2 separate regions of the Homo sapiens genome follow, and region 2 is linked to region 1. A link is an interaction called in ENCODE POLR2A ChIA-PET data of the cell type or tissue named here. Cell type or tissue: GM12878. All regions are shown on one strand.

Region 1 (2,500 bases):
GAGTAGTGAAAATGGTGTCTGTGAAAATTTGATAGCTATAAAATTATTGCCTTAATCCAAGAGGTAGATTCACATCTATCATAGTTATATTATAATAGAAAATGTTGTTGGTGTTCTTGAGATGATTAAAGCATCTTTAGATATGGAGGTTTTTCCAGCTCAACTTATTGCAGAGGGCTTTTCAGGCACTCTGCCTAGCTTAATCTTCCACATGGTTTTTTTTTTCCTGCTTTAACAGATGTGTCTGCATGATGCCCTAGAAACAGATACATGCAAATATCACCCTTCTTTCTTTCCTCCTCCATCATCTTCCTCCAGTGCCAACCTTGCTGCCTTGCTGTTCCCTTATGTTCTTCATTTCTGAACAAAAAGGAGATTCACCAAGTATCACAAGGGAAGGAAATACACTTTACCAGGGATATCTTGAGATGACCCATACAGAAAGAAATAGAAAGTTTAATTCAAATATGAGAAAGAAAAAAGAGACAGTAACCATCAAAGCCTATTCAAGAATACTCAAAATTTCAGCATATTATAAATTGAATGATATGCCCTTACTATCAGAAAGGAGGTCCCCAAGACTGAAAAACTGGCTGTTCGCTAATAGATATAGTGGTGGGGCAAAGAAAATTCTGAAATGCTTCCTCTCTAGAAGATATTATCAGTAGCCACTCACTAATGTAAGATCTCCTTTCTTATTTTGCTAAATACTTTAAGTGCAGAAGAGAACAAAGTCCACCAAAACATTTTCTTCTAAACTGGTTATTTAATTTAATGATTAAAGTCATTGTCTGTTATAAATTAGCTTCAAAACCTTACATGAATTGAACAACTTCCTCCACAGTAACTGAACACATATCAGAGATATTTTACCTGAAACAGCAAGCCATGGTGTTCCCCTTCAATGAACTCCTTTTGAAGTGACTCAATTGTTGCTACAAAGAGAATTTATAACCAGCTCAATATGACCATTTTAATTTAATTAATTAATGAATTTATTTCAAGACAGGATTTGGTTCTATTGCCCAGATTGGAGTGCAGTGGCATGATCTCACCTCACTGCAAACTCTGCCTCCTGGGCTGAAGCCATCCTCCTGTTTCAACCTCCCAAGTAGCTGGAATTACAGGCACATGCCACCCACACTCAGCTAGTTTTGGTATTTTTTGTAGAGATGGGTTTCACCATGTTGTCTAGACTGGTCTCAAACTCCTGAGTTCAGGTGATCCACCCACCCCGGCCTCCCACAGTGCTGGGATTACAGGCATGAGCCACTATGCCCAGTATGAGCATATTTAACCTTGTCTCCTTTAATTCATTTCATTGCTTCAAAAACTTTTAATGGCTTTAAATTTGGGGCCTCAAGAAAAGGAAAGGGAAAATAATGATTTCTGAGAATGGCACTCTCAACTTATGACTCGGGAAAAATGGAAAACCAGGCTAGAACAGATAAGCCATTATCTCCCTTGGGTATTTAAATTTTACTTTGATAGATACATGTGAATTGTCTTCTAGAAGTGAGTCACAGAATTGTCTAATCTTAAGCTAAGAATACATCTTAGGCCTGGTGCAGTGGCTCACACCTCTAATTTCAGCTCTTTGAGAGACCAAGGTGGGTGGATCATTTTAGGCCAGTACTTTGGGACTAGCCTGGCCAACAGGACAAAACCCCATCTCTACTAAAAAAAAAAAATACAAAAATTAGCTGGGTGTGGTGGCGCATGCCTGTAATCCTAGCTACTTGGGAGGCTGAGGCAGGAGAATCACTTGAACCTGGGAGGTGAAGGTTGCAGTGAGCCAAGATCATGCCACTGCACTCCAGGGCGAGACTCCCTCTCAAAAAAAAAAAAAAAAAAAAAAGAAAATACATTTTAGAGGTCATTCAGTCTGACCTCCTACTGATAAAGAAATCCTATCTCCAATAAGCCTCTGCTTGAGCCCTCAAATTACAGCCCTAGGATCCCAGAATCCTACAAGTAGATCTCAGATCATGAGAACACTGATGTGCAGACGATTGAAAAGGTAACTGGTAAATCATGGAGCTGAGATTAGACTCATGGAACAGAGCTTAACTCAGGGTATCATTCTGTGAAACTAAAAATATTTGTTTTTCTGCTTAAGTAAAATCTCTAAAGGTCTTATGCCTGGAATAATGGAAATGGGGGAAAAGTACCTAATATTTAACTAGCTCTTTGATGTACATAATAACATATTATTTATTTGACAAATCCTACTCTCTGAAACATAGCCAAAACCAGAAAATAAACCCAAATCTTTTGAACAACTAGAATAGATACTGATATTTATGCCCTTTATTCACGTGGCAAACCTCACACTTCAACTCAAGCAGTGGGCTCTGGGTATATACATAATTTTCACCAGTTTGACTGCCTTCTCAGCCCAAAGAAGATTAAAAGCAAAACTTAAACAAGGATATAAGGAGCTCTGCTAGATGGAAGCATATTAATAGCTACCACTTTTTTTTAAAATCACTAACAGCCA
Region 2 (2,500 bases), 1.8 Mb before region 1:
TTTTTTTTGAGACAGGGTCTTACTCTGCCGTCCAGTCTGGAGCACAGAGGCGTGATTTTGGCTCACTGCAATCTCTGTCTCCCGGGTTCACGCCTCAGCCTCCTGAGTAGCTGGGACTATAGGCATGCACCACCACGCCTGGCTAATTTTTGTATTTTTGGTGGAGATGGGGTTTCGCCATGCAGCCCAGGTTGGTCTCCTGGGCTCAAGCAATCCGCCTACTTTGGCCTCCCAGAGAACTGGAATTACAGGTGTGAACCACAGTGACTGGCTCATTTTTTTCTTAAAACTCCCCATTCTTTTCTGTTATAGAGACTGGGCCATTTTCTCTTTTCTTCAATATTTTGATGATTCTCAGCTCTAATTGATCATGGTTCTTAGAACCAAATGGTATCAGTTGTATCAGTTCTTCATAAAATACTTCTAATTACAACACCTCTCCTCTTTTTCATTTCCAAGCCCTTACAGAATTATGACATTAGGGTCAGATCAAGCCATAAGCGATTCAGCAGCAAGTAGTGTAAATACTTCTAAGAACTGTGACCCTCAAATAATATATATATATAATATTCACCATATGATTATGGTGAATATATATAATATTCAGAAGAATATTTTAATGGGATGTGAAGTTGGGAGTTTCAGTGGAGGCATCGAAATACCATCAGTAAGACCAAGATGCAAATTTTGAAAGGAAATATTTGACCACAAGGGATACAATGCTTAAAAATCTTTCTCCCAGACCAAGGATATGAAACAGTTGGGCTGTTGGAGATGTGAGTGTTTTGGAATGAGCTACTGCTCTGTTGCGTCTCACGCCGTACATACCCAGTGCAGGAGAGAAGAACGTGTGCATGCATGTGTGTGTGCGTGTGTGTGTGTGTCAGTCATGGGGAGGGAAGTCTTTGACTCTCAGATCTAATCTAGTGAGAAGAACTTCAAAGGCACCACATGGAAAGCTTATATTTGTCTCCTGCAGGTAGGGAAACACAGTAGATTGATGTCAAACTCTGGCTTTGGAAACAGAGAGGTTAAGGGTCAAAAGATGTGATAGACAATATTTTTGAGATGAATGTCAGACTTTTTGTTGCCTGGAGATTGGCCTGCATTTCCAGAGTTTTCCCAGGCTAAGATTGTTTCTTCTGGGCCACATCTTCAAAACAGATCTGGTTTGGGATTATTCTTAAATTCCTGTCCACTAGACAACACTCTGAGAGTGATCAAAACTGACACTGTCAACAAAGAGCAGATATAGCTATACATCGTGTGCCTAAGGTTAGGGTGCCCTGGGAAGAACACAAAATCACTTTTGTAGTATTCTGGCTAGAAATGCTTCATCAAATCTAAGTGTGAAATACAAGACAAATCCAATTATGGAACAGCCTATAAGTAAATGACTTGTATTCTTTTTTCTGTTTTTTTTTTCTGTTTTTTTTTTTTTTTTTTGAGACAGAGTCTTGCACTGTCATCCAGGCTGAGTGCAGTGGCGCGATCTCAGCTCACTGCAACCTCCACCTCCTGGGTTCAAGCAATTCTCCTGCCTCAGTCTCTTCAGTAGCTGGGACTACAGGTGCCTGCCACCACGCCCAGCTAATTTTTGTATTTTTAGTAGAGACGGGGATTCACCATGTTGGCCAGGATGATCTCAAACTCCTGACCTCCAGTGACCTGCCCGCCTCGACTTCCCAAAGTGCTGGGATTACAGGCGTGAGTCACTGTGCCTGGCCAGATGGCTTGTATTCTTAAAAAATGTCAATGTCACTGAAGCCAAAGTGTGGCTAAGGAATTGTTATAGATTAAAAGAGACAAAAAAAACATGAAAACTGAATGCTATATGTAATTCTAAATAGGATTCTGTCCTGGAAGAAAAAAATGATGTAAAAGACACTATTGAGACAGTGGTATATCAGAGTTAAATTTCCTGAACTCGATGGTTGTTCTGTGGCTATATCTTTGTTCTTAGGTATACATGAAGTATTAAAAGGCAATAGGGCATGATGTATGCAACCTACACTCAAATGGTTCTGAAAATAAATTGCATGCGTACGTGTGTAAAGGCAGTGATAAAACAAATGTGGCAAATTATAAAAATTACTGAATTTAGGTCACAGGTATTCTTATAACTTTTCTGTAAATTGGAGATTATTTCTGTAAGTTTGAGGTTATTTCAAAATAAAAATTAAAAACAGATCATTTTCTGAGCCACTAGCCAAGGTTTGTTTCAACCTCTTCTCCCCAACCCCTACCGACATACAATCACCCCCTTCAGGAATGTTAGTAAGTCCCCACCAAGACAAGCTAAATCAGAATCTCAGGAGCTAAGGCCCAAGGATTTGTGTTTTAACAAGTTCTCCAGGCGGTTCTTATGTGTACTAAAGCTTGAGAAACACTGGTTTAGCCTAGTTAAGAACCATGCTTGGAGTTGGGGGTGGGGTTAACCCCATTGGGCTGTTACACTATGGGGGAAAGGTGGCTGGGGATAGGGGAAATGGCCACAGGA

Evidence for each region. ChIA-PET counts read pairs that join two places held together with the same protein. Peaks named below come from ENCODE experiments on the same cell type or tissue, not always from the same donor. Only the 100,000 strongest peaks of a DNase experiment are listed, where the experiment ranks them.
Region 2: POLR2A ChIA-PET joins it to region 1 with 15 read pairs; 2 of 35 experiments call an interaction of 5 or more read pairs at or near these places.

Annotation. Positions count from the first base shown.
Region 1 is chr12:25,060,027-25,062,526 of GRCh38, reverse strand. IRAG2 (inositol 1,4,5-triphosphate receptor associated 2) reads right to left here. Exons shown (of 22, transcript NM_001366544.2): 2 at 874-935. Among named protein-coding and RNA genes, the nearest start is that of IRAG2, 8.6 kb to the right of the region's middle. In GM12878, no CTCF peak of the experiment used is centred here; no DNase peak of the experiment used is centred here; H3K4me3 peaks cover 2,349 bases; H3K27ac peaks cover 548 bases.
Region 2 is chr12:26,839,712-26,842,211 of GRCh38, reverse strand. No RefSeq gene overlaps it. Among named protein-coding and RNA genes, the nearest start is that of ITPR2, 7.8 kb to the right of the region's middle. In GM12878, no CTCF peak of the experiment used is centred here; no DNase peak of the experiment used is centred here.